2 separate regions of the Homo sapiens genome follow, and region 2 is linked to region 1. A link is an interaction called in ENCODE POLR2A ChIA-PET data of the cell type or tissue named here. Cell type or tissue: PC-9. All regions are shown on one strand.

Region 1 (5,000 bases):
AGAAGGAAAGAGGATACATTTCTTCCTTACACTGTTACATACTAAAATGTTTCTTCTGCCTGGTGCAGTGGCTTGTGCCTGTAATCCCAGCTACCAGGGAGGCTGAGGCAGGAGGATCACTTGAGGCTAAGAGTTCAAGGCTGCAGTGAGCTGTGTTCACAAGTTTTAATTATTCTTAAAACAACTGTTTAAAATTTCTTTAAACTTGCTGTTTTGTTCCTGTGTCTTGTCTTTGGTTGGTATTTCAGTAAGTTTTTGGTATTCTCAAATTTTATCTAAATGGATAAACTATTAACATAGAACATAAACCCCAATTCTCCATTTCATTTTTCTCTTAGGCATGAATCATACAAAACTCAATATAGAGCAATGTTTGTAATGAATTGTTCTATTAACAAAGAGGAGGTTCTAAGATATAAAGCCTCAGAGAACAGGAAGAAAAGGCGGGTCCATAAGAAGATGAGGTCTAACCGGGAAGATGCTGCCGAGAAGGCAGAGACAGATGTGGAAGAAATCTATCACCCAGTCATGTGCACTGAATGTTCCACTGAAGTGGCAGTCTACGACAAGGATGAAGTCTTTCATTTTTTCAATGTTTTAGCAAGCCATTCCTAAACAGCCCAACTGGCATTTAATTACCCAATACTGTATATAAGGCAAATATGGACAGTTACTTTCCTCTTGCCTGTTCATATCCTTCAGTGACATTGAGGAAGCAGTGTTTCTCTTTTTAAAGGAGAATAGTTGTCAACCTTCATTCATCTCTTACATCTCTCACCCTCTCCTTTTTTTTTTCTTTGATTTTCCCCCTTATTGATGGGACTGATATTCATTCTGTTTTTGATGAACATTTGGAAACTGTCGGGCTTTTTATTAAAGCTCTGTAGAATTAAAATGTTCTGGAATTATAAGCAATCTTTGTTTCTGAGTGTTATTTTTATTTTGGATATAGCTTTGATGTAATTAAACTGGAAACTCTTTCCTGAATTGTCTGTATTGTTTTTGCTAAGATGTATCTTTATTCACCCCCACCCCACATGATGAATGACAGTATTTAGTAACTGTTACAATTGCGTGGAATAGGCTGGTAGCTTTGGCTCCTGCCTGTAATCCCAGCACTTTGGGAGGTCAAGGCGGGTGGATCAGGAGTTCAGGAGTTTAGGAGTTTGAGACCAGCCTGACCAACATGGTGAAACGCTGTCTGTCTCTACTAAAAATAGAAAAATCAACTGGGCGTGGTGGTGTGCACCTGTAATTCCAGCTACTCGGGAGGCTGAGGCAGGAGAATTGCTTGAACCTGGGAGGCTGAGGTTGCAGTGAGCTGAGATCATATCACTGTACTCCAGCCTGGGTGAGAGTAAGACTTTGTCTCAAAACAAACAACAAAGAAACAAACAATTGCATGGAGTAGGTACTGTCAGATGCTTTAAGTAATAAAGGTCCTTTTCTGAAAAGGAGTACACTTACCAGTATTCTAAACTTAATGAATGCACATTTTAAAATATAAATTTATGGTGAGGGAAAGCAACCTCCCCTTCTGACTAGACTTAAAAATTCTGGCCGGGTGTGGTGGCTCACCCCTGTAATTCCAGCACTTTGGGAGACCTAGCTGGGCTGATCACTTGAGGTCAGGAGTTCCAGGGCAGCCTGGCTAACATGGTGAAACCCCATTTCTACTAAATATACAAAAATTAGCCAGGCCTGGTGGTGGGCGCCTGTAATCCTAGCTACTTAGGAAGCTGAGGCAGGAGAATCACTTGAACCTGGGAGGTGGAGGTTGCAGTGAGCCGAGATCTTGCCACTCCACTCCCACCTGGGTGACAGAGCAAGACCCTGTCTCAAAGAAAAAAGAAAAAAAAAAATTCTGCTGCCACCTCTTGTGCCTGCTATTTATTACTTCTGTTGCAAACAACCAAGATATAATTTTTTGGGGTATTAATATAAAAACCAGTGGCAGCTTGAGGGGAAATTGCATTGTAGGCATCTGTGTATTTTCAGTCTTTAAAAGAATGATATGGCTGAATGCAGTGGCTCATGACTATAATTCCAGCACTTTGGGAGGCTGAGGAGGGAGGATCGCTTGAGACCAGGAGTTCAAGACCAGCCTGGGCAACATAGCAAGGCCCTGTCTCTACAAAAAAAAAAAAAAAAAAATTAAAAATTAGCTGAACGTGGTGGTGTGTGCCTATAGTCCCAGCTACTTGGGAGGCTGAGGTGGGAGGATCACTTGAGCTTGGCAGACCAAGGCTGAACTGAGCTTTGATCATGCCACTGCATTCTAGCCTGGGTAACAGATTGAGGCCCTCTCTTAAAAATGAAAGAATGATATGATTTGGGTTGTTTCTCCCAACCTCAGGTGATCCGCCCGCCTTGGCGTCCCAAAGTGCTGGGATTATAGGCATGAGCCACCGCGCCCAGCCAGAAAATGTGTTTTAACTCAGGCTCTGCTATGCTAATCTTGGACAAGTCTGTTCCTTTGAGGCCCAGTTTTCTCATCTATAAAATGAAAATACTAGACAAGAGCAGTAGTCTCCTACAGAGATCAGGTGTCAACAAAGCTTGAGGGGGACCTCTGCATATTCCATAAGAGAAAAGATGCTTTCCTCACCTCCTACCCTTCTATGTTTTCTACAAGCTATGTGTAAAGAGAGCTGGAACCAGTTACGGAGTGTTTGTATGAATGAGGTGGGGACAGAAAACTGATAATTTCTAAGGAATCTCCAATGTCTTATACCTATTATACTTCTGCCAGGCATGGTGGCTCATGCCTGTAATCCCAGCACTTTGGGAGGCCGAAGTTGGTGGATCACCTGAGGTCAGGAGTTCGAGACCAGCCTGGCCAACATGGTGAAACCCCGTCTCTGCTAAATATACAAAAATTAGCTGGGTTTGGTGGCACGTGCCTGTAATCCCAGCTACTTGGGAGGCTGAGGCAGGAGAATTGCTTGAACCCAGGAGGCGGAGCTTGCAGTGAGCTTAGATTGCGCCACTACACTCCAGCCTGGACGACAGAGCGAGTCTCTGTCTCAGAAAAAAAAAAATGGCTATTGTACTTCATAATTTTTATAATATACTGATATCTATTTGATTGGAAGCAATATATATACTTTATTTTTTCATTTTTATTTTTTATTTTATTTAATTAATTTTTTTTTTGAGATGGAGTCTCGCTCTGTTGCCAGGCTGGAGTGCAGTGGCATGATCTCGGCTCACTGCAACCTCTGCCTCCCAGGTTCAAGTGATTCTCCTGCCTCAGCCTCCCAAACAGCTGGTACTACAGGCATGTGCCACCACATCCAGCTAATTTTTGTATTTTTAGTAGAGATGGGGTTTCACCGTGTTAGCCAGGATAGTCTCGATCTCCTGACCTCGTGATCTGCCCGCCTCGGCCTCCCAAAGTGCTGGGATTACAGGCATGAGCCACTGCACCTGGCCCTTTTCTTTTTCTTTTTTTGACAGAATCTTGATCTGTCGCCCAGGCTGGAGTGCAGTGGCGTGATCTCAGCTCTCAGCTCACTGCAACCTCCACCTCCTGGGTAGCTGGGACACCTGGCTAATTTTTGTATTTTTAGTAGAGATGGGGTTTCACCATGTTGGCCAGGCTGGTCTTGAACTCCTGGCCCCAAGTGATCCACCTGCCTCGGCCTCCCAAAGTGCTGAGATTACAGGCGTGACGGCACCCGGCTTCTATTTTTATTTTTTTACTTTATTTTTTATTTATCTATATTTTTTGAGACAGAGTTTTGCTCTTGTGGCCCAGGCTGGAGTGCAATGGCATGATTTCGGCTCACTGCAACCTCCGCCTCCTGGATTCAAGCGATTCTCCTGCCTCAGCCTCTCAAGTAGCTGAGATTACAGGCATGCACTACCTCACCGAGCTAATTTTGTATTTTTAGTAGAGATGGGGTTTCACCATGTTGGCCAGGCTGGTCTGCAACTTCTGACCTCAGGTGATTCACCTGCCTTGGCCTCCAAAAATGCTGGGATTACAGGCATGAGCCACCTTGTCCGGCCCATTTTTATTTTTTATACATTCTTTAAATGTTTCCATTTATAGCCAGGTAATACACTGCAGAATAGCACTACCAGTCTATTACTTGTAATCTGTGTTTGCCATGTCGTACTTTGCAAGATCTTCTGTATTACTGTCATTGCAAACCTTACTTCCTTTCCAGGTCCCCCCCAACCAACAACCACTCCTCCATCGGACCCTCATCCCACTTCTACTGGAAAGTTCTCAGTGATTTTACCCATAAACATCACTTTGGACCAGCACAGTGGCTCATGCCTATAATCGTAGCACTTTGGGAGGCTGAGGCAGGAGGACCCCTTGAGCCCAGGAGTTTGAGGCCAGCCTGGGCAACAGGGAGACCCTATCTCTATATAATACAAACACAAATAAAAAATCACCTGGGCCGGGCATGGTGGCTCACGCCTGTAATCCCAGCACTTTGGGAGGCTGAGGCGGGCAGATCACGAGGTCAGGAGATAGAGACCATCCTGGCTAATACGGTGAAACCCAGTCTTTACTAAAAATACAAAAATTTAGCCAGGCATGGTAGTGGGTGCCTGTAGTCCCAGCTGCTCAGGAGGCTGAGGCAGGAGAATGGCGTGAACCTGGGAGGCAGAGCGTGCAGTGAGCCAAGATTGCTCCACTGCACTCCAGCCTGGGCGACAGAGCGAGACTCCGTCTCAAAAAAAAAAAAAAAAAAAATCACCTGGAGCAGACCACGTGCAGTGGCTCACTCCTGTAATCCCAGCACTTTGGAAGGCCAAGGCAGGTGGATTACCTGAGGTCAGGAGTTCGAGACCAGCCTGACCAACATGGGGAAACCTTATCTCTACTAAAATACAAAAATTAGCTGGCCATAGTGGCACGTGCCTATAATCCCAGCTACTCAGGAGGCTGAGGCAGGAGAATCACTTGAACCCGGGAGGTGGAGGTTGCAGTGAGCTGAGATCATACCACTACACTCCAGCCTGGGCAGCAGAGGAAGCCT
Region 2 (5,000 bases), 220 kb before region 1:
CTGGTCTCAAACTCCTGGGCTCAAGTGATCCTCCCACCTTGGCCTTCCAAAGTTCTGGGATTACAGGTGTGAGCCACTGTGAATGGCTACTTTTACATACTGTTTAGGGGCAAAATGCATTTGTAATAACTGTTTAGGGACAAAATACATTTGTAGTAAAAGTGTAAAATCAAGGACAGGAAGATTATATATTTGCCTCTGTGATTAGAGGAGGTACAAAGTGGACTTCAACTGTACCTGTAGTTAAAAAGAAAGCTCATACAAATATGACAAAAAGGAAATATGGAAAATGCAAATGTACCCCTCTCCATTTCCCATGAAAATATGAAAAAATAGGAGAACACTATGTACTATCCTATTTCCCTGTATGTGCAATATTTCATTAAAAATGTAAGTTGTATGCTGATTCAAGCAGCAGGAAAAAATATATAAAAATATACGTGTGAGTATATTTATATATGTGTGTATATAAACATACGTATATAAAATATATACATAAATGTATGTATACACATATGTGTGTGCACGTGTGTGTGCGTGTATGCGTGTGTGCGCATGTGTGCGTGTATGTGTGCGTCTGTGTGTGTGCGTGTATGTGCGTGTGTGTGTGTGCCTGTCTGTGTGTCTGTGTGTGCGTGTCTATGTGTGTGCATGTGTGTGCGTGTGTGTACGTGTGTGCGTGTGTATGTGTGTGCGCATGTGTATGTGCGCGCCCATGTATGTGTGGGTGTGTGTATGTGGGTGTATGTGCGTATGTGTGTACGTGTATGTGTGTGTCTGTGTGCACATGTGCGCGTGTGTCTGTGTGTGCGTGTGTGTGCGTGTGTATGTGTCTGTGTATGTCTGTGTATATGTGTGTGCGTGTGTCTGTGTGTATGTGTGTGTGTCTGTGTGTGTATGTGTATATGTGTGTATGTGTATGTGTGTGTGTCCGTGTCTGTCTGGGTTTATGTATGTGTGCATATGTGTGTGTGCGCGCGCACGCGCGTGTCTGTGTGTGCGTGCGCGCGTGTGTTGCCAACTGTGGGAAAGTGATCTGCCCAGAAATTAAAAATCAAAATCAGAGAAATTCAACAGACCAAACAGGGCTAAGGATTTGGAATAAGTAACGGCAGGTATGGTGTGGAGTTTTTATCAGCAGAAATTTCTAGCAAGCAAATTTGTAAAATGTAAGTCAGTCAGTTTAAAAACGAATTTCTTAATTAAAAATACTCACAGGAAGTATATACAGCTGGCCTTTGAGCAACATGGGTTTGAACCGCGTGGGTCTACTAGACATGGATTTTCTTCTGCCTCCGCCACCCCTGAGACAGACAGCAAGACCAATACCTCCTTTTTCTCTTCCCCAGCCCATTCAACACGAAGATAAGGAGGATAAAGAGCTTTATAATGACGCACTTCCACTTAATACATAGTAAATATATTTTTATCTTCCTTATGATTTTCTTAATAACATTTTTTTTCTTTTTGAGATGGAGTCTCCCTCTGTTGCCCAGGCCGCAGTGCAGTGGTGCGATCTTGGCTCACTGCAACCTCCCCCGTCTGGGTTCAAGCGATTCTCCTGCCTCAGCCTCCCATGTAGCTGGGATTACAGGCGCACGCCACCACGTCCAGCTAATTTTTGTGTTTTTATTAGAGACAGGGTTTCGCCATATTGACCAGGCTGGTCTCGAACCCCTGACCTCAGGTGATCTGCCTGCCTCAGCCTCCCAAAGAGCTGGGATTATAGGCATAAGCCACTGTGCCCCAGATGATTTTCTTAATAACATTTTCTTTCCTCCAGCTTACTTTATTGTAAAAATACAGTATATAATACATATCACATATATAAAAAAAAAGTGACAGTTTATGTTGCCGGTATGGCTTCTGGTCCACAGTAGGCTATTAGTAGTTAAGCTTTTGAGGTCAAAAGTTCTATGTGGATTTCTGAATGTGTGAAGGGTTGATGGTTGATGCCCCTAATCCCCATGTTGTTCAAGGGTCAACTGTACTTCAATTCCAAATCCAGTGCAGAAAAACTTTCAGGGCCAGGAAAATGCATTTTGATATAAAATTCAATGGATATTAAGCTCATGCCATAATTAACAACATAATTATTTTTGCAAGAGTTGATAATATTCACTCCACACTGAACTCTCTAACACACTCTCCCAGGTACTAAAGCCAACAAATAGTTTTCATTTCATAATCTTTTTTGCTGGAGAACTAAAGATCCTATTTATGAGTTCACCGAAATCCAAGAAAATTTACAAATCTGGGGAAACAAAGAGCTGTGGATTCCTTTATTACTGTGGCTCAGCTTCTTGGAATGCAGTTTATCCTTACACTAGTAAGACCGGTTTATAACTGCAGATTCCAAAATGGAATCTGGTCAATGGGTAACTTTGAAGGGATGTCCTGTAATGAGGGAGGCTGCCAAAAATGAGTACCCAACGTGAGCCCTTTGGAAAAATAAGTACAATACACATAGGCAGCCAGTATCTCTGAATGAATGGTCTAATAGCCTATATTAAACTATATTCATGAGAAAAGAACACAGGGAACATAGCTCTTTTTTTTTTTTTTTTAATCTCATGACATCAGTAGAACCTGTTAAATTAAGTTTAGCCTAAAGTTGTCTCCTTCCATATCCTAAGTTTGGTCTAAAGGTTGCTCCATACAGAGTGAACTGTAACCTAACTAAATGTATAAACAGACCACAACCGACTCTTGTGCCAATCACCAAGTCTCAGTCAATCACAGGAGGCCAATTGTTCAAATTGTGTTCAAATAAGACAAACACCGAGCTATAACCGATCCTGCTGTTTCTGTACCTCATTTCCATTTTCTGTATGTCACTTCCCTTTTCCTGTCCATCAATCTTCTTCGACCACCCATTAGCTCCAGAGTCTCTCTGAACCTATTCTGGTTCAGGAGGCTGCCCAATTCACAAATAGTTCTTTGTTCAATTAAACTATGTTAAATTTAATTTGTCTAAGGTTTGTTTTTTTTTTAACAAGCCTCATTCACGCTTACGCTCTGAAATTCTTAAAAGAGTTCCAAATGTAAATGCAAAATCTCTGTGTATCATTTAATACTATAAAAAACAGCTTTTTTCTCCCAATTTGTATCATAAAAAGTTTAAAAACTTAAACAAAAACCCCATAGTTCCATCAGCCTAATAAATTGCTTCTAATCCTAGACATAAAGAAGATTCTATTAGCAAACAAAATATAAATTCTTCTCAATTATACATGAAACATTCTCCAAGATAGACCACAAGTTAGTCCACAAAACAAGTCTTACCAAATTTAAGAAGAGTGAATCATATCAAGTGTCCCTTCTGAACACATGGTATGAAACTAGAAATCAATAATAGGAGGAAACATGGAAAATTCACAAATATATGGAAATTAAACAACATGCTCCTGAACAACCAGTGGGTCAGAGAAGAAATTAAAAGGAAAATTTAAAATGTCTTGAGACAGACAAAAATGGAAACACAACATATCAAAACTTAAGGGATGTAGCAAAAGCAGTCGTGAGAGGGAAGTCTATAGCAACAAATGCCCACGTTTAAAACAAACAAAAAAAAAGGCAGCCTGATGCGGTGGCTCCCATCTGTAATTCCAGCACTTTGGGAGGCTGAGGCGGGCGGATCACTTGAGGCCAGGAGTTCAAGACCAGACTGGCCAACATGGTGAAACCTCGTCTCCACTAAATGTAGAAAAATTAGCTGGGGTGTAGTGGCGCATGCCTGTAATCCCAGCTACTTGGGAGGCGGAGGCGGAAGAATCGCTTGAACCCAGGAGGCAGAGGTTGCAATGAGCTGAGATCATACCACTGCACTCCAGCCTGGGCGACAGAGCAAGACTCCATCTCAAAAAAAAGAAAGTATGATGTTAGCTGTGGGCTTTTCATATATGGCTTTTATTGGGTTGAGGTACATTCCTTCTATGCCTAATTGTTGAGGGTTTTTAATCATAAGAGGATACTGAATTTTGTTAAATGCTTTTTCTGCAACTATTGAGATGATCATGTGGTTTTTGTCCTTCGTTTTGTTAATATGGTGTATCACATTTACTGATTTATGTATGTTGAACCATTCTTGTATCACAGGGATAAATCATGCTTGAACATGGTGAATAAACTTTTTAATGTGCTGTTGAATTTGGTTTGCTAATGTTTTGTCGAGGATTTCTGCTTGTTTGTTTTGAGACGGAATCTCGCTCTGTCACCCAGGCTGGAGTGCAGTGGCACGACTGAGGCTCACTGCAACCTCCGCCTCCCAGGTTCAAGTGATTCTCCTGCCTCAGCCTCCCGAGTAGCTGGGACCACAGGCATGCACCACCACACCCGGCTAATTTTTGTAATTTTAGTAGAGATGGGGTTTCACCATGTTGGCCAGGCTGGTCTCAAACTCCTAACCTCAGGTGATCCACCCGCCTTGGCTTCTCAAAGTGCTAGGAGTACAGGCGTGAGCCACCACACCCAGCCTGGCTTATAGGTTTCTTATAGTGTCCTTGTCTGCCTTTGGCATAAGGGCAGTGCTGGCCTTCTAAAATGAGTTTGGAAGTATTCCCTCCTCTTCAGTTTTTAGGAAGAGTTTGAGAAGGGTTGATATTAGTTCTTCTTTAGATGTTTGGTATACGGCCAGGCATGGGAGGCCAAAGAGAGTACTTTGGGAGGCCGAGGCGGGCAGATCACTTGAGGTCAGGGGTTCGAGACCAGCCTAGCCAACATGGTGAAACCCCATCTCTACTAAAAATACAAAAATTAGCCGGGTTTGGTGGTGCACGCCTGTAGTCCCAGCTGCTCAGGAGGCTGAGGCAGGAGAATCACTTGAACCCAGAAGGCAGAGGTTGCAGTGAGCCACGATCATACCACTGCACTCCAGCCTGGGCAACAGAGTGAGACTCTGTCTCAAAAAAAAAAAAAATTAACATACAAATATCAGTAGCATTTCTATACACTAAAAACTATCTGAAGGAGAAATTAATAGGAAAACAATCCCATTTACA

The links. Peaks named below come from ENCODE experiments on the same cell type or tissue, not always from the same donor. Only the 100,000 strongest peaks of a DNase experiment are listed, where the experiment ranks them.
Region 2: POLR2A ChIA-PET joins it to region 1 with 8 read pairs; 2 of 35 experiments call an interaction of 5 or more read pairs at or near these places.

What each region holds. Positions count from the first base shown.
Region 1 is chr14:34,511,925-34,516,924 of GRCh38, reverse strand. EAPP (E2F associated phosphoprotein) reads left to right here. Exons shown (of 6, transcript NM_018453.4): 6 at 339-987. The coding sequence ends at 615. Among named protein-coding and RNA genes, the nearest start is that of EAPP, 25 kb to the left of the region's middle. In PC-9, no CTCF peak of the experiment used is centred here; no DNase peak of the experiment used is centred here.
Region 2 is chr14:34,730,770-34,735,769 of GRCh38, reverse strand. No RefSeq gene overlaps it. Among named protein-coding and RNA genes, the nearest start is that of CFL2, 19 kb to the right of the region's middle. In PC-9, no CTCF peak of the experiment used is centred here; DNase peaks (open chromatin) are centred at 2,309 and 3,289; H3K27ac peaks cover 1,923 bases.